2 separate regions of the Homo sapiens genome follow, and region 2 is linked to region 1. Evidence: read pairs that join two places in POLR2A ChIA-PET (ENCODE). Cell type or tissue: CD4-positive, alpha-beta T cell. All regions are shown on one strand. Each heading gives the region's core, and the rest is flanking DNA. Links, peaks and the distances in the headings are about the cores only.

Region 1 (11,220 bases), core at 2,337-7,336:
AAGGGGCCTGTTCCTCCTTTCATGTTGCCTCTTCCTACCTTTTGAATGGGAGTGTCCGCCTTATGCCCGTGCCACCATTGTATCTGGGAAGTAGATAACTTGCTTTGATTTCATGGGATTACAGATGAGACTCTGGACTTTGGACTTTTGAGTTGGTGCTGGAATTAGTTACAGCACTGGGGCTACGAGGATGGAATAACTATATTTGTACGTGAGAAGGACATGAGTTTTGGGGAACTTAGGGGCAGAATGCTATGGTTTGAATATTTGTCCCCTCCAAAATGCATGTTCAGACCGGGCGTGGTGGCTCACGCCTGTAATCCCGGCACTTTAGGAGCCCGAGGTGGGCAGATCATTTGAGGTCAGAAGTTCAAAACTAGCCTGGTGAGCATGGTGAAACCCCACCTCTACTAAAAACACTAAAATTAACCGGGCATGGTGGTGGGCACCTGTAATCCCAGCTACTCAGGAGCCTGAGGCAGGAGAACCACTTGAGCCGGGGAGGCGGAGGTTCCAGTGAGCCAAGATCTCGCCACTGCACTCCAGCCTGAGTGATGGAGTAAGACTCTGTCTCAAAAAAAAAAAAAAATTCATGTTCGAATTTAATTCTCAATGTAGCAATATTGAGAGGTAGGGCATTTAGGGTGTGACTGGGTCATGAGGGCTTAGTGTGCCATTGGATTGACGGGTTATCATGAGAGTGGGCTAGCATGCTCAGCCCTCACCATGTGATACCCTGCACTGCCTCAGGACTCTGCAGAGAGCCCCCACCAACATGAAGGCCCTCACCAGATGTGGCCCCTCGACCTGGGACTTCTCAGCCTCTGTAACTGTAAGAAATAAATTCCTTTTTAAAATAAATTAGGCAGGGCTGGGCACCATGTCCCAGCGTGTAGTCCCAGCATTTTGAGAGGCTGAGGCAGGTGGATCACTTGAGCCCAGGAGTTCAAGACCAGCCTGGCCACCATGGTGAGGCCCCATCTCTACTAAAAATACAAAAATCAGCCAGGTGTGGTGGCACTGGCTGAATTCACGCCACTGCACTCCAGCCTGGGTGACAAGAGTGAAACTTCATCTCAAAAAAAAAAAAAAAAGGGCCGGGCGCAGTGGCTCATGCCTGTAATCCCAGCACTTTGGGAGGCCGAGGCGGGCAGATCACGAGGTCAGGAGATCGAGACCATCCTGGCTAACACGGTGAAACCCCGTCTCTACTAAAAATACAAAAAATTAGCCAGGCATGGTGGCAGGCACCTGTAGTCCCAGCTACTTGGGAGGCTGAGGCAGGAGAATGGCGTGAACCCAGGAGGCAGAGCTTGCAGTGAGCGGAGATCATGCCACTACACTCTAGCATGGGCGACAGAGCGAAACTCTGTCTCAAAAAAAAAAAAAAAGAATTATTAGTATAAGTCATCATGCAGCTTCATCTCTGTTTTGCTAATGTGAAAGTTGATCATACAACCAGGTTACTGTTGTCAGACCCAACTAAAACAGAGTTGAGAGGCCAGGAGGAAAAAGCACTGGGGTCACATAACATTGCTCCAAGAATGTCATTCTCTGCAAACCTGGCTGCTGAAACTGCCTGCTGTAACATGACACCAGTTTACCCACCTGTTACTGAAACAACCTGGTGCAACTCTAAGACTAGTTTTACCTGCGGCATCATCATTGCTCACCAGAGCTTGTCAGCTCCCCAAAACTTTACTAATAGCCATGAACTTCCTTTTAAAACAATGCATAATATTTCTTTTTTATAAAACCTCCAACCTTCTCTTTGTTCTTCAGACATACTGAAAACTACCTGGTCTGTTTATATGCCCCAAATTGCCATTCTTGCTTTTCAAATAAAACTTTTTCAATTTAGAGATTTGTCTCTATATTTTATTTCACTTCACACTTAGAAATTTCTTCTGGCCAGGCAAGGTGGCTCAAGCCTATAATCCCAGCGCTTTGGGAGGCCAAGGTGGGAAGATCACTTGAGCCCAGGGGTTCCATACCAGCCTGGGCAACATGGCAAGACCCCGTCTCTACTAAAAATATAAAAAATTAGCCAGCCATGGTGGCATGTACCTGTAGTCCCAGCTACTGGGAGGCTGAGGTGAGAGGATCACTTGAGCCCAGGAGGCAGAGGTTGCAGTGAGCCAAGATTGTGCCACTGCACTCCAGCCTGGGCAACAGAGCTAGACTCTCTCTCAAAAAAAGAAAAAGAAAAGAAAAGAAAGAGAAAGAAATAAATTTCTTCTGCCAGATACCTTAATTAATCAAGGTCGGCCTTCCATCAAGCCCTCAGGCATGTATGTAGTTCTACTCACATGCTAACCCATTAATTTATTAACCCACAAATGGATTAGTCTATTCTTTTTTTTTTTTTCTTTGAGATGGAGTCTCGCTCTGTCGCCCAGGCTGAAGTGCAGCGGCACGATCTTGGCTCACTGCAACCTCCGCCTCCCAGGTTCAAGCGATTCTTCCGCCTCAGCCTCCAGAGTAGCGGGGACTACAGGCGTGCACCACCACGCCCGGCTAATTTCTTGTATTTTTAGTAGAGACGGGGTTTCACCCTGTTAGCCAGGATGGTCTCGATCTCCTGACCTTGCGATCCACCCGCCTCAGCCTCCCAAAGTGCTGGGATTACAGGCGTGAGCCCCGCGCTCGGGCTGTCTTTTTTGTTTTTTGCTTTTTTTTTTTGAGACGGAGTCTCGTTCTGTTGCCCAGGCTGGAGTGCGGTGGCGCGACCTCGGCTTACCAAAACCTCTGCCTCCTGGATTTATATTTTATTCCTTTTTTTTTCTTGACTAGCTAAAGGAATAAAATATAAAATACTACACTCAATAAAATGATAACAGGCCGGGCGCGGTGGCTCATGCCTCTAATCCCAGCACTTTGGGAGGCTGAAGTGGACGGGTCACCTGAGGTCAGGAGTTTGAGACCAGCCTGGCCAACATGGTGAAACCCCGTGTGTACTAAAAATACAAAAAAATTAGCTGGACGTGGTGGCAGGTGCCTGTAATGCCAGCTACTCGGAAGGCTGAGGCAGGAGAATCGCTTGAACCCGGAAGGCGGAGCTTGCAGTGAGCCAAGACTGCGCCACTGCACTAGAGCCTGGGCAACATAGTGAGACTCTGTCTCAAAGGAAAAAAAAGAATTATAACTGGGGACAGACTTTTCTTCCCTTTTAGAGCTGACCTTCTCTGGGAGAGGCTATCACCAAGATAAATCGGTAAGGCTTAATTCCATGTCCAGTGTTTTTGGCAAAACCCTTGTTCCCGAGGGGGTGAGTGGCCTTCCCAGCAGGCTCTGCTGAATTCTGGAAGAGCCTGTTTCCAGAAACTTTGTTTTGTACATGTCTTGGCAAATGATCACCACCCCCCTCCCCCCACCACCCACCCACTTCCGAAGTGGTCTAGGGCTTAAGTCCAGATGCGGATGGGCTCAGGGCGGGGTGGGAGAAGTCAGGGGAAAAAAAAAAAGAAAAGAAAAAAAAGATAAAGAAATAAATTTCTTCTGCCAGATACCTTAATTAATCAAGGTCGGCCTTCCATCAAGGTCGGCTTCTCGGCTCCCCAGCCCCCGCGCCTCACGGGGACCTCAGGCCTCGGCAGGGTCCTCTCCCTTTGCATCTCCTACTAGTCAGCTGTCGGTGGTGATGGCCCGTGCCAAGTTCACGGTCTCAGCCTGACGAAAGGCGGCCTTTACCAGCCTCAGGACCCCCAACGAACCTGGGGCCATGGCTGGGGAGGGGGCTCTGCCCAGGCTCTGCGTTCTGGGACAGGGGTCCCCAGATGGCCATGCGTCAAGGCCCAGGGACCTGTTTGTGGGCCCGAGAGCACGGGGGTCAGGGGTGGGGCTCGAGTCTCGTCCCAGGGCTCCGGGACAAGCTTCCTGGAGGAGGCAGCGTGAGCTCTGGGAGGTAGAGGTCAAGACCTCAAAAAATGGGGGGACATGGGCGGAGGGGGCATTTTGTAACTCCTACGTCCCTGCAGAAGCCCAGACCCTCAGAGACTAGGAACTGAGGCCTGGCAGAGTGGGGTGGGCCAGCAATCACGCGCCAGGCCACACGAGGAGAGCCCACTGCCCCGGGGATGTCAGACGCGGGGCGGCCTCGGCGACCGCACACGCCATAGAAAGGTCACCGAACTTGGCCGCCCGGCCGTCCCGGAAATCGCTACTGCCCGGCAGCCCTGGGGCCTCCACAACCGCGTCCCGGCGGCTCAAGTTGCCCTTTGTCGCCCCCTGCCGACCAGTCTCCCTGCGGCTCCCGCGCGGGACAATCAGGCGGGCCGGGCTCGGAAATAGTGGGCATGGGTCCCTGAGGCGCGGGGATTGGCCGCTCTGTGTCATGTGTCCTCGGCTCGGGCCAACCAGCGAGGGAGGCAAAGTCCCATCCCGCGCGTCCCGTAGCCCTTCAGCGAGCTGTGGGCGGGGCGTCAGGCCTGACACCTCGGCCAGAGGGCGGGGCCGGAGACCTGAGCGGCGCCGCTTCCGCTCTTTCGCCCAGGTGCCTTGGAGCCGCTGCTCTCGCCTCCCTTCTCCACCTAGCGGCGGTGTTTCACACCCCGGAGTGGCTTTTTGGGGATAAAGGCACAAATCTTTGCCAGACCTCCCGCCAGGCCCCCTGGCCTGCCACGTGCTCCTTGCCGGCCTAGACTCACCCAGGCTGTGCCCTCTGCTCAGAACGACCTTTCCCCCCTTCCTCTCCCCCTCGCTTGCTCCGACTGTTCTTTGCAATCCCGGCTGGGGTTGGGTTAAGGGCCTTCTGGGGCTTCTTCATACCCTGTGCATCTTCCTCCTACTGGCACCGACCACCCCACACTGGGCTGCCATCTGCTTGTCTACACCCACTGACTTTTCATCTCTGTATCTCCCCAGTAAGCAGGAGTGGCTCACAGAAGGCACGTTAATACCTGTGTGTTAATATAAACCAAGGAGCGGGACGATAGCTAGGAAGTAACATCCCTGGGCATCATCTGAGTACCAGGCCCCCTGCCAGGTACTTTAGAGGCTACTTGATGTTCAGGCCCATGGCAGCCCTGGGAGGGAGGCACAAAGGCTCTTTTGTTCCTGGGGAGTCAGTGGAGGCCCCTAGAGGCTGAATGACTGTCTGGGTCCCCCAGCTGGACTGTTTGGGGACAGGCCTGGGGAGCTGAGGGCACCCTCATACCAGGCAGCCTTGCGCCTGAAGCTCTGCTGGTGAAAACTGATGGGCAGGGCCCTGGAAGGGAGAGTCAGCGCCTGCGGGGGCGGGGGTGGGGGTGGGGGTGGGAAGGCAAGCGGAGGGGAAAGGTGAGCATAGACAGGCATTTGTGATGGCCACAGGCCTTCACTGCTACCCTGACATCAGGGCCAATGGCAACCTGCAAGGCCCTTCAAAGCCCTGCTTCCACCTCTGCCCATCTCTGGCTGCAACCTCCTGGTTCTCCCACCCTGTGCTCTATTCTCCAGCTACACTGACCCATGTCAGCTCCCAGGCCATGCATCTGGGCCTTTCACATGCTGCTCTCTCCAGGGTCCATCCAGCCCCACCTCCACCACATTGCCAAGACCAGGCCTTACTTTCCAGACTCCATGTACTTCTCAGCACTGGCCCCACCATTTGTGCTGAGGATCATCAGCTACTGAGACCTGAATTCAACCCCAGGCCCTGGGTTTGAATTCTGACACATTTGTGGCTGACCTTGGAGAACAGCTCATCCATGGGCTCGCAAAACAATGCCGCTGACTTAGACAACACTCTACTGATTTGCTGGCACTGGGCTGGGGCTTTGGTGGACACTGAATCCCCACAAACCAGCCTGCAAGGTCAGACATGTGAAAAGTCCTTTCTGTTTCATCAAGGCTCATCAGGTGAACGTCTCCAACAGGCTCTCACTTCAGCAACATTTCATAGCAGAAGGTGATCTGTCTTCAAGGTTGGAGGCTGGTCCCATAGACCCCAACTCCAGCATCAGGCCAAGGGCTGGGCAAGGCTGCAGGGTTGTGGCTATCCCAAATATGAACTCAGACACACTTAGTTCTGAATCCTGTGTTACCTTGGGCGAATTACTTCACCTCTTTGATCCTTCATTTTCTTCCTTTTTTCTTTTTTGCTTTAGCTTTTCTTTTCAATAAAATTAATAACACGTACATATTTTTAACAGACAAATAGAACTACAAGGCTTACAATGAAAAAAGGCAGTCCCTTGCCTTGCTTTGCCCACCCTGGGTCCTCCCCAAAGAGGCAGCCACTTTGTACTCCTCTAGATGTTTCTTCAGGTTCTCACCTCCATATGTGGAAGTGACAGGTTTACACAGTACTAATGGTTACTGATTTTTTCACATTGAGGTATTATCTAATCACTGCCTACCACTGAGAGGTGAGGGCTTAAATAAACCTTCACATAGGCCAGGCTCACACCTGTAATCCTAGCACTTTGGGAGGCCAAGGCGGGTGGATCACTTGAGGTCAGGAGTTCGAAATGAGCCTGGCCAACATGGTGAAACCCTGTCTCTACTAAAAATACAAAAAAAATTAGCTGGGCATGCTGGGCGCAGTGGCTCAGGCCTGTAATCCCAGCACTCTGGGAGGCCGAGGCGGGCGGATCACCTGAGGTTGGGAGTTCGAGACCACCCTGACCAACATGGAGAAACCCCATCTCTACTAAAAATACAAAAAAAATTAGCCGGGTGTGGTGGCACATGCCTGTAATCCCAGCTACTTGGGAGGCTGAGGCAGGAGAATGGCTTGAACCTGGGAGGCAGAGGTTGCGGTGAGGCGGAGGTTGCGGTGAGCCAGAGATCACGCCATTGCACTCCAGCCTGGGCAACAAGAGTGAAACTCCATCTAAAAAAAAAAAAAAAAATTAGCTGGGCATCGTGGCAGGCTCCTGTAATCCCAGCTACTTGGGAGGCTGAGGCAAGGGAATCACTTGAACCCAGGAAGCAGAGGCTGCAGTGAGCCGAGATCATACCACTGCACTCCAGCCTGGGCAACAGAGCAAGACTGCATCTCAAAAAAAAGAAAAAAAAAAAGCCTTCAAGTACCTACACGTTTCCTTGCCTCGTCTACCACCTCTTAGACTCTGATCTGTAACCTGTATGCTCTCCTTGGGCCAGTGTGAGGATGAAATGACCTCCTGGATACTTGGAGCTCGTGGCACAGTGCTCAGCACCCAGCAGGCACTCAATCAATGCAGCTGCTCAGTCATAAACATCTGCTGAATTGTGTAAGTAAATTTTAAAAATGTTGGGCCAGGCACAGTGGCTCATGCTTATAATCTCAGCACTTTGGGAGGCCAAGGTGGGCAGATCACTTGAGGTCAGGAGTTCGATACCAGCCTGGCCAACATGGTGAAACCCACTCTCTACCAAAAAATACAAAAATTAGCTGGGTGTGGTGGCACGTGCCAGTAGAGCTACTGGGGAGGCTGAGGTGGCAGAATCACTTGAACCCAGGAGGCAGAGGTTCCAGTGAGCCGAGATCATGCCACTGCACTCCAGCCTGGGCAATGGAGTGAGACCCTGTCTGAAAAAAATAAATAAAATAAAATTTTTGTTATGAGCAGTTTCTTTTTGTTTTTTTTTTTTTTTTTTGATGGAGTCTCACTCTGTCGCCCAGGCTGGAGTGCAGTGACACAATCTCGGCTCACTGCAAACTCTGCCTCCCAGGTTCACGCCATTCTCCTGCCTCAGCCTCCTGAGTGGCTGGGACTACAGGCACCCACCACCATGCCCAGCTACTTTTTTTGTATTTTTAGTAGAGATGGGGTTTCACTGTGTTAGCCAGGATGGTCTTGATCTCTTGACCTTGTGATCTGCCCATCTCGGCCTCCCAAAGTGCTGGGATTACAGGCGTGAGCCACCACGCCCGGCCAAGCAGTTTCTTTTTATTTTTTATTATTTTTTATTTTTTTAGCAGAGACGGGGTTTCACCATGTTAGCCAGGATGTTCTCGATCTCCTGACCTCGTGATCCGCCCGCCTCTGCCTCCCAAAGTGCTAGGATTACAGGCGTGAGCCACCGCGCCTGGCCCAGTTTCTTATTTTTTAATTTCATTTATTTATTTATTTATTTATTTTTGAGACAGAGTCTCACTCTGTTGCCCAGGCTGGAGTGCAGTGGTACGATCTCAGCTCACCGCAACCTCTGCCTCCCAGGTTCAAGCGATTCTCCTGCCTCAGACTCCCAAGTAGCTGGGACTACAGGTACACGCCACCATGCCCAGCTAATTTTTGTATTTTTAGTAGAGTCAGCATTTCACTATGTTGGCCAGGCTGGTCTCAAACTCCTGAACTCATGATCTGCCCGCCTCGGCCTCCCAAAGTCCTGGGATTACAGGCATGAGCCACCGTGCTCGGCCTAGAGCAGTTTCAAACACAGGCAAAAGTAGAATCAAGAGTCTGATGAGGCTAGGCCTGGTGGCACCCATCTGTAATTCCAGCACTTTGGGAGGCTAAGGCAGGATGATGGCTTCAATCCAGAAGTTCGAGACCAGCCTGGGCAACACGGCGAGACCCTGTTTCTACAAACAATTCTAAAATGAGCTGGGTGAGGTAGAACACGACTGCCGTCCGGCTACTCAAGAGGCTAAGGTGGGAGGATTGGTTGAGCCCCAGGAATTCAAGGCTGCAGTGAGCTATGATTGCACCACTGCACTCCAGCCTGGACGACAGAGCGAGACCCTGTCTCAAAAAAAAAAAGAGGCTGATGGACCCCCCAGGACCCACTTCCAAGACAGCAGTCATAAGTCACAGGCCGCTGGGCAGCCACTTCATTTATATCCCGGTTTTCCCTTCTGCTATTTCTTTCTCTTTTTAAAAAGTGTTTTGTAGAGATGGAATCTCACTACGTTTCCCAGGCCAATCTCAAACTTTTGGGCTCCCAAAATGCTGGGATTAGAAACTGTTTCTTTCTCTATTAAGTAAAAATGTATCTGTTTGTATTCTCCTACCTCTTTGTATGTAAATTATAACATAATATACACAAGAATCGAGGCTTTTTTTGTTTGTTTTCTTGTTTGTTTTTGAGATGGAGTCTCGCTCTGTTACCCAGGGTGGAGTGCAGTGGCGTGATCTCAGCTCACTGAAGACTCCACCTCCGAGGTTCAAGTGATTCTTCTGCCTCAGCCCCCAGGGTAGCTGGGATTACAGGTGTGTGCCACCACACCCAGCTAATTTTTGAATTTTTAGTAGAGATGGGGTTTCACCATGTTGACCAGGCTGGTCTCAAACTTCTGGCCTCAAGAGATCTGCCCGCCTTGGCCTCCCAAAGTGCTGGGATTACAGGCGTGAGCCACCGTGCCCAGCCAGTTTGTTTTTTTCTTTTTACTGGTTACAGCAGCAACAGGAGAATCAAGGTTTTTGGGGTTTCTTAAAGTAAACTTTAAAAAACTGATTACATGCTTGAACCCAGGAGGTGGAGGTTGCAGTGAGCCGAGATCGTGCCACTGCACTCCAGTCTGGCAACACAGCAAGACTGTGTCTCACAAAAAAAAAAAAGAAAAAAGAGAAAAAATTACAAATATAGCACATATTTGTGGAAAATACACACAAACCTATAATCTCACTGCCCAGCTCTACGCAGGAACCACATTGCAGGAGCATATGGAAACTGACAAGAGAGGTGTGGAGATTTTGTACATACATTTTTAGAAAAACAAAACAAATTTATTATGGTAAATTGAAGAAGCCAGTTACAAAAGGCCACCTATTGTAGGATTCCACATATATGAAATGTCCAGATGAGGCATATCCATAGAAACAGAAAGAAGGCCGGGCGTGGTGGCTCACAGCTGTAATCCCAGCACTTTGGGAGGCTGAGGTGGGCAGATCACCTGAGGTCAGGAGTTGGAGACCAGCGTGGCCAACATGGTGAAACCCCGTCTCTACTAAAAATACAAAAATTAGCTGGGCGTGGTGGCACATGCCTGTAATCCCAGCTACTTGGGAGGCTGAGGCAGGAGGATCGCTTGAACCCTGGAGGCAGAGGTTGCAGGGAGCCGAGATTGTGCCACTGCACTCAAGCCTGGGCAACAAGAGTGAAACTCTGTCTCAAAAAAAAAAAAAAAAAAAAGAAAGAAACATAAAGTAGATGGTGGTTGCCAGGGTTTGGATGGAAGGGGGCATAGGAGTGACTACTAACAGTCCGAATTTCTCTTTGGGGTTTACAAAAACTGTCCAGAATTAAAGAGTGGTATTGGAAGTGGTATTTTCTCAATTAAACATAAAAATGCCCTGGCACAGTTGCTCATGTCTGTAGTCACTCCCAGCATTTCGAGAGGCTGGGAAGGAGGATTTCTTGAGCTCAGGAGTCCGAGACCAGCCTGGGCAACAAAGTGAGACCCTGTCTCTACAAAAAATAAAAAATTAGCTGAGTGTCGTGGCACAACCTGTAGTCCCAGCTACTAAGGAGGCTGAGGTGGCAGGATCACTTGAGTCAGGGAGGTCGAGGCTGCAGTGAGCCATGATCATGTCACTGTGTTCCAGCCTGGGCAACAGAGTGACTGAGACTGTTTCAAAAAAAAAAAAAAAAAAAAAAGAGAGAGAGAGAATAGAACCAAGGAACTGTCCTCTGTCCTCTTGTTTCCTCTCCTCTTCACTGTACTTCAGAATCATTCTGAACACTGGAGTCTTCATTGCTGTCACGCTCTGTCCATCAGGGCCCTCGACTGTAGGGAGTCACAGGCCCAAGTGTATAAAGAGCTGGGTTAGAGATCCCAAGCCCTGATGAGACTTGCCTGCACATGTGCTATATGGACTCGGATCTGGAACCACACTGAAGCCACAGTGATGAAGCGATGAAGAATTTCAGAGAAATTCTTGCAGGAGATGGCTTTTCAGCTGGGCGTAGAGGCCTGGGTTTTGTGGCATGGTGGAGAGTTTCCCTTTTCATGCTGTTGGCTTCCCTCTGCTGCCCAGGTTGGGTCTAGGGCGGTGATCCTTGGAGGAGAGTGGGCATCCCCAGGAGGGCCTGACAAAGGGATGGCTGGGCCCCCTCCCAGAGTCTCTGACTCAGCAGCTCTGGGGTGGGGCCTGAGGGCTTGCATTCCCAGCAGGTCCCCAGTGATGCTGCTGGCCCCGGGGGCTACCCATTGAGGACACTGATGCTGGGAGGTGTCCCTCTGCTGCACCTGTGTCATTGAAGTGTGCTTCACTGGGCCCTGCGTGGGTTTCCCATTCTCAGGCAAACAGCCCTACACACTTTTTTTTTTTTTTTGAGATGGAGCCTTGCTCTGTTGCCCAGGCTGGAGTG
Region 2 (8,033 bases), core at 2,931-7,930, 110 kb before region 1:
ATGCGTGGCTAACACTTTTTTATTTTGTGTAGAGACAGGATCTGTGTTGCCCAGGCTGGTCTCGAACTCCTGGGCTCAAGCTGTCCTCCCACCTTGGCCTCCCAAAGTGCTGGGATTACAGGTGTGAGCCACTGTGCCCGGCCCTTGTTTTATTTTTCAAATAAATGCAGGAAGAAAGAAAGAGAAAGCAGAGGTGGCCAGATCTCAAGTAAGTCATGCCACCCCCACCACAAAAATCCGTGGAGGCTGAGAAATACAATACCTGGCAAAACTCAGCAAACATAAAAGCCAGCAGTTATTCAAAGATATTTGTTGAGAAACCACTAGGGCCCAGTTACTAGAGCTACCGAGATGAACACTACTTTAAAAACCAAACCAAACAACCTGCCTCATGGAGGCACTTGCCCCTCAGTTCAGTGGCAAGTATGGTAAGTGTTCTGCAGAAAAGCTAAGCAGCTGAGGGGAGCGGCAGGGGCCCGAGGGTGTGCATTAGCATTCTCTTCAGTGGGTTCAGGGAGTCACCCCCGGGGGCGGTGGGGGCGGGGGGTCGGGGAGCAGTGTGAGTAGAGGCTAGAGGAAAGCACAGGAGCAAATCAGGGCCCGGAAACTGATTTCCCAACAGCCAGGGCTCAGGAGCGGGCCCTCAGTGACCTCCACAGTTGATCTGGGCCATTCCACAGACAGGACCCGACAGCCTGCTCCCACTTGGTGAGGCCTGAGGCAATTCTCCAGGCCACAGTGAGGAACCTGCCACCTTGTTTTTCTCGTTAGAAGTTAAAAGAGTAGTAGGTGATAATGACAGCTCTCCATGTGGACACGGAAGGCAGTTTCATGTAGATTCCACCCTAAGTCTTGCCTCATATGGATTTGCTGTTCATTCCAGCCAACATTGTCCTTTTTCAAGATAGTATCTGCTGGGTGCTAATCATGTTTAGTAAACTGCTCTCCTGTTTATTTCATCAGCCTTATTTGATCTCCAGCAAAGGTAAAAGAAAATGCAAAAAGATGATTCTACTTGTTTTACAGAGCTGTAAACTTACCTCCCTGAAGTCTTGTTGCTGGCAAACAATAGAGCCAGACCTGGGGCAGAGCTGGAGCTGTTGTCCACAGTGTTCTCACTTCCCCGCGCTGACTCCATGGTGAGGGCTGGCCTTAACTCTCTGTACCCAGCCTTGCTTCCCAGCACAGCACTGCTTCCTGGTGGGCACCAGCCAGCCAGACTTTCTCTAAAGTACTCTCTCTCTGTCTGCCCCTCTCCACCTTGGGAAAGACAGTGGTCAGAAAAGGGGCAGTCCAGAGAAGAGCCAAGCCATGCGGTGTCATGGCAGCCAAGGGAGAAGTTTCACACAGGAGGCGAGGAGGGCAAGAAGGAGGGCAAGAAGTCTGTGGCAAGAGCAGAATGGCGAGGCTGGGGCAGGCTGAGGGGAGACAGGGTGGGGCTGCCTGTGGGCAGAGGGGAGTTCATAGTGTGAGAGAGTTCTCCGAGAGCTGGAAGGAGAGGCCTCCAGATGGCAGGAGGCAGGGTCCTGTCCAGCAGTGTCTCTGACTTGACTCCCTGTGTGACTTGGGGGAGCCACACAATGAGAAGTGGGAATAAATGTGATAATGACCTCGTGATGGTGGTTTGAGCATTGTGTGAAGTCAGGTGAAGATGTCACCTATGTTACCAGAGCCAAGCTGCATGGCTGCAGGGGCTCTTCTGAACTAGCAAGTGATGTGCTTCAGAGAGAGACTGGAATTTGGCAAAGGAGAAAGCCCCTGTCTCCTCCTGTGTGCCGGGCCTTGTCTTGGGGCTCTGTGGGTAGACCCCAGCTCTGCTCTGCACTGGAGTGCCCAGACAGGTCTGTGTGAGCACCTCAGTGTGGGCTGCTCCGCTCCCATCCAGGAGGCTCCTTACTGATGGTTCTCAGCCCAGCTTTTAAGATTCACTTTTGTTGCTTGTATGTTGAAGGTAAACAAGTCAGGACTTTACAAACTGCCTCAGTCTGGCTGTGTTTCTGCCTAGCTTTGGGAACATTTATTTATGGCCACTTCTCTCTAGCCCCCGACCCTTCACTACTCACCCCTTATTAACACACTTGGCAGCTGCAGAGCCCGGGCCAGAGGCACCAGGCTACACTGAGGACGATGGCTCACTGAGGAAGGGTATCTGAACTCAGACATGGGCCTGTTCTCCAGAAGCCCACAGTCTCAGGAAGAAGATAGTTTGAAGTGGCTGTCCTGACGGCTTGAAAGTAATCAGAGGCACGTGGCACCTTGGGGTGGGGTTTGGGGGGCAGAGACATATACCTACTGAGCGTAAGGAATGTACCCAGCATGGTACTGGTCACCCTCATGTCTTGCCTGTTAATCACCATAGAAGTAGACCATGCTATTTTTATCAGCTCCGGTTTACAGACAATAACTCCTCCTACAAAGCCTGATGTTCTCCCTTCCCATTCTCATACACCCATTTTGCAGTGATCTGTTTTTCTTGATAGATTGTAATCTCCTTCAGAGCTGAGCCATATGCCTGTTAGTAGTTATTAAATGAATGGGAATGGGTGGATAGGTGTGTTTTGAAAGCAATGACAATGTGAGCTTTGAGAAAAGGTAAGATTCAAACCTCTGGATGTAGGAAAAAGAAATCATCTTGGGCAGGAGAAATATCTCTTCCTAATTACTTGAGGAGTAGCAGAAAAGACATCTTAATTGGCCCAATGTCATGGGGATGCTTTCGCTGCCATTCCTGGCTTTACCACCAGGCTGCTGGTTGGGCTATGTGATCAGACGGGTCCTTCCTCGCTGAAATGTGCTGGGCCGTTTGTGGGCAGCCTCAGGTCCAGCAGAGCAAGAAGGGAAGTTCCCTGGGACCAGCAGAGTCATCTACACTGTGGTCTTGGACCTCTAGAGGGCAACAGATAGGAAGAGAACTGTGGCCTAAGTCCTCACTCTACATAGGGAGAAGTCTGCCTAAAAGAAATGGCCCCTGCCCTGGAGGCGTTCAGTGGTGTGCAGAGGGACCTAGCATAGACATTGCTGCAGTAAGTGCTGTGATGGTAGGCACAGGACCATGATAATAGGGATAATAAGGCTCAGAGAAGGACCATCTAACTCAGCCTGGGGCTTCAGGGAAGATTTTCTAAAAGAGGTAACAGATATTCCAAGTCTTTATGGATGAGTACAAATTAGTGGGTCGGCTTGGGTCAGCTCGGCTCGGCTGAGAAAAGTATCCCAGGCAGAGGAAGTGGCCTGAGCCACAGCAGAGGCCACAGAGTGCGGGGGGTGGAGTGTTAGGGGCCTGTGTGCATTTCCACAAGACTAAGCCAAGGGTTGGGTCGGCTGTGGACACTTTGGCAAGGGCTACAATGTGAAGGCCCCTGAGTTGCCTGCCCCAGAGCTGGGATTATATTGCGTAATAACGATGACTCCCTTCCTCATGCCACATGGGGTCAGGTGCTGCTCCAAGTGCTTACACATGTTAAGTCTTAATTCTCCAGACAACCCTATAAAGAAGATGAGGAAAGAGGAAAGATATGGGTAGATAAAGGAGGATAAGCTATAGATAGATAAACTGGGGAACACAGAAGTTTTGTATGAGGTCATATAGCTGGTAAGTGGCAGAGCTCCCAATGAGGGAAGAGGCTCAGTCAGTTTGCCTTTGAGGAAGGTCTCTCTGGTGACATTGCAATTGAAGGGTTGGGGGTGTGAGACTTCAACCAGAGGCGGGGGAACAGCTAGGAGGCTGTGGTCTAAAATAAATAACAAGGGCTGGGACTGGCAGCAAGGAGGGAGAGAAAGGGCCAGATCCAAAAGATGTTTAAGAAATAGAACAGATGGCCATTGGGCCATGGAGGGTGAAGCACAAAAAAGCATCTGAAATGGCCTTCAGGTTTCAGACTCAGGGGACTGGGTAGGTGTTGCTTCCATTCCTTGAAATGGGAAACAGTGAAAAGAATACTTTCTCTCTTAAGCATGTTAAATTGTGAGGTCTCTAAGTTATGTCCAACAGTTAGAAATATGGCTCCACATTTTAGAAGAAAGGACAGGACTGGAGAGCCATCGACATGGGATTTATCAGTGTATTGGTGCTCGTGTAAACCCTGGCATGGATGACAGAGCCCATGAGGAGACGTGAAAGCGAATGGTCCTCAAAGTTTCCTTCATGGACCATTTGCCTAGAACCAGCAAACGTGTGTTACAGTAGAGACCCCGCCCCGCCTGAGACTTACCACATCAGAATCTCCTAAATGGGGGCCTAGGGATTTGTGTTTTAATAAACACTCACCTGACTCTTACAGTGCATACAGTTTTTTTGTTTGTTTTTGTTTTTTTGAGATGGAGTCTGGCTCTGTCGCCCAGGCTAGAGTGCAATGGCGCAATCTCGGCTCACTGCAAGCTCTGCCTCCCGGGTTCACGCCATTCTCCTGCCTCAGCCTCCGGAGTAGCTGGGACTACAAGCACCCGCCACCATGCCCGGCTAATTTTTTTTTGTATTTTTAGTAGAGATGGGGTTTCACCGGTTAGCCAGGATGGTCTCGATCTCCTGACCTCGTGATCCGCCCGCCTTGGCCTCCCAAAGTGCTGGGATTACAGGCGTGAGCCACTGCGCCCGGCCATGCATACAATTTTGAGGATCATGAGCATAGAGTAAAATGAGAAGAAATTCCACATAGTTCACGTTGGTTTTAAAATCTGTTTTGGAGAGCAAACCCATTTAAGAACATGGTAAATGCATTTCTAGAAGCAGCATGCACGCACACTTTTGCAGATAATTTTGGAGGTTTCTCAGACTCTTCAAGCCTTTCCCTGGACCCGGGATTAAAAACACTTGACATAAAAGATAAGTAGAAAGGAAACCTGTGAAGGAGGCTGAGCAGGAATCACAGAGAGCGAAGTGGAATGCCAGGAGAATTGGAAGGCTGGGGATTAAGGAGGAGAGGTTTTCAGAATGAGGACATAGCAGTGCCTGGCTCACTAATGGGCCCAGTGACTCGAGAGCCGGAAAGCACACATTGGAGCTGGAAGTGGAAAGGCAGTAACCTTGTCTGGGCTTATTTAAGTGTATTCTCAGGGCCAGGGGCCAGGTTCCAATGGGGGCTTGGAGAGTGACGGCAGGGTGGGGGTGGGGCAGGGTAAGGAAATGGAGAGAGCAAGTGACAAGACGAGCTGGGTGGGGAACAGCAGGAAGTAGGGAGTGAAGTCCAGTCGTATCAGCTGGCGGGGTGCTTGTTAGGTGCCCACCCTTGTGATGGTTATGTGGTGAAAGATAAAGGAGTTCCCAGCAGGGCAGCTCACTCACCCTGGTTTGCCCGGGATTATCCCAGTTTTAGTGCCGAATGCCTACCTCCTAGGAAACCCTTCTGTTATGGGCAAATGCTGGTTCACAGTCCTACTGGGAAGAAAAAATTGGCCCTCAAGACAGAGTATGAAGAGTTGTTCTGTCCAAAAGGAGCTCCCAAGTCTGAGCATTAAGGCTGAGCAGGACCACCATGCCAGTCCCAGGGAGAGAGAGTGAGGCCTTGGCCGCCTGCTTTCCAGGAAGGAGGAGTGTGGCTCCTAGGCTGACACTCCAGAGGAGCAGAAGAGGGCAGCCTGTACCTTCCCAGAGGCCTCCCTCTGGAGGAGCGGGTCTTTCTCCGCAGGCCTGGGCCCAGGCAGAGCTGAGATGCACCTTTAGAGGCAGCAGACAGGGCTGAGCCTCGCTTTGCACAGGAGCCCACCCGCAGAGCTGTGGTTTCCTGACTCGCCCATCCCAGGCTGTTGTGAGAGAGAAGGCTGATGGTAATCTGTGACAGATGCTTTTGCTTGGCAGTTACACTTTTTCTGAGAATAAATGGAGAGGATTGTGAGTAGAATGTTCCCACGGGCACACAATCATAAATGCACTGTTTTTCCCACAGTCAGGGTCATTTGTTTAACAATTATTCATGTCTACAGCATACAGGGACTGGCTTTACCAAGGGGAAAACAAAACAGTTCCTGCCTTCAAGGAGCTCACAGGCTGGTGGTGCAGACACCTCAGCAGATTCGGAGAGGCAGGACAAACTGAAAAGCGCTCTGGCAGAGGGAGAAGCAAGCATGGGGCTGCAGGAGCCAGCCTCTCTCTGGACAGGTCTACATCCTGTGCTTTTTCCAAGTTCAACCCTGCACTCACATTTCCCAAAAAACCTCTTGTGGTTAGCCTCGTTCCTCCCTGTGGACCTTCCTTTTTCCCTTACTTTATGAATTTACACTCTGTCCTTCAAGGAAATAACAGGGCTAGGATGGCGTGTCTGTGTAAGCCCATGAGAATTTCAGAAACCTTGTTCCCAGCCACACAGGGAGTGGGGGAGCAAGAGTCCAGGGGCACAGAGCCTGAACTTTTCCAGAAGGATTAGAGAGTGACAGCCCGAGATTGACTTCGGGCTGTCATCACGGAGGGCCGTGCTGCAAGATTTTTTCTGCATCCTCCTGAGTAGCTGGGACTACAGGCATGTTCCATCACACCCAGCTGCCTATGTAATAGTTTTATCTTGAAATGCATTACTGATTTCCTACATCAGGTCCTGGAAGGTCTATGATTAGGTTTCAGAACTACATGCAGAAAATTTGGGATGTGTTTTGCTTTTTTTTTTTTTTCTCTTCAGTGAGAGATTTCAACAGACATTCAAAAATGGTCTATGATATACAGCAGGGGTGTCCGATCTTTTGGCTTCCCTGGGCCACATTGGAAGAATTGTCTTGGGCCACACATAAAATACACTAACATTAACAATAGCTGATGAGCTTTTAAAAAAATCTCATAATATTTTAAGAAAGTTTACAAATTTGGGCTGCATTCAAAGCTGTCCTGGGCCACATGCGGCCCACAGCTTGGACAGGCTTGGTGTATGATCTAAAAAAATTAACTGCTGAAGCAGCGACAGGACAAAGATTGTGGCTTTTCCCATCTTCCCTGCTGTGCCCTGCCCCATGCTGGGCTCATGGACAGAGCTCAGCGAGTACTCAGCGCTTGTCTGAGGGAGCTCTTGAGGTCAGACTCACCTTGTACAGATGAGGAAACTGAGGCCTAGAGTCACATGGTCTTTCTCCTATAAGTGATAGAAGTGCAGTCTGAAGCTTTAAGAGTTTAGGTCTTGCATGACACACGGAGGGAAATTACAGGTGCAGATTATATGGGCCCCACAAATACATGTACGAAGGCCCAAAATGACAGGGGAATTGGACTGCTTGTTTGAAAAGAGCCTTCCCCCAAGAGAGAAATTCTAGTTATACCTACAGCTCAGAGATGCCTGTTAGATCCCAGGGGGGAAAGAAGTCCACCAACCTGGTAACTTAACACCATGCAGAACAAACCAGTGTGTTTTGACTGATTTCACTCCCCAACTAATCAACAGATTGTTTTGATCATATAAAAGAAGCCTGTGAGACTTGAAGACCTCATGGGAACCATTTAGTAAATGAAATTTCATATGTATATGTTTTTTAAAAAGTTCATTCATTTATTCAATAAATAATTTAAGAAAATATTTGCCTATCAAATTTCCTTATAGCTAGGCACGGTGGCTCATGCCAGTAATCCCAGCACTTCGAGAGACCAAAGAGACCAAGATGGGAGGATCACTTGAGCCCAGGAGTTTGAGATCAGTCTGGGCAACATAGCGAAACCCTGTCTCTACAATAACAATAATAATAATACAAAATTAGATTTCCTCAAGGGATAGATGATTTGGACAAATTAAATTTATGATGCCTAGGGAGGGTGTGTATGATACAGAGTTTGAGTATTTATCCAGGTGAAGATGTCGAGAAGGCAAGTCAATATATATTGCTCAGAGGCAATGTCGAGGTTAGATAGCAATCGAGATTTTATTAAAACAAAAAATTTCAAAGGTATAATAAGCCCAAATTAGCAAAACAAATCTTAAGTAGAATAAATGTGTGTATTTTCTTGCATTTAGGTTTTGTTAGTAGCAATAAAATAAGAGACAAACCAATACTATTCAAAGGGTGGGGGGAAACCAGGGGTTTTGGTTAACCACAAGTTTAATTTGAACCTAAAGTATTAACAA

Evidence for each region. Peaks named below come from ENCODE experiments on the same cell type or tissue, not always from the same donor. Only the 100,000 strongest peaks of a DNase experiment are listed, where the experiment ranks them.
Region 2: POLR2A ChIA-PET joins it to region 1 with 10 read pairs; 8 of 35 experiments call an interaction of 5 or more read pairs at or near these places.

The regions. Positions count from the first base shown.
Region 1 is chr14:100,188,722-100,199,941 of GRCh38, forward strand. No RefSeq gene overlaps it. Among named protein-coding and RNA genes, the nearest start is that of DEGS2, 35 kb to the left of the region's middle. RefSeq lists silencers at 4,141-4,460, 5,051-5,140. In CD4-positive, alpha-beta T cell, for the core only: CTCF peaks have their summits at 4,229 (motif pointing left) and 4,429; DNase peaks (open chromatin) are centred at 4,380 and 5,050; H3K4me3 peaks cover 1,046 bases; H3K27ac peaks cover 1,100 bases.
Region 2 is chr14:100,073,477-100,081,509 of GRCh38, forward strand. All of the region lies in intron 1 of EVL (Enah/Vasp-like), which reads left to right. Among named protein-coding and RNA genes, the nearest start is that of EVL, 12 kb to the left of the region's middle. In CD4-positive, alpha-beta T cell, for the core only: a CTCF peak has its summit at 5,670; DNase peaks (open chromatin) are centred at 3,395, 5,099 and 5,715; H3K4me3 peaks cover 2,893 bases; H3K27ac peaks cover 4,222 bases.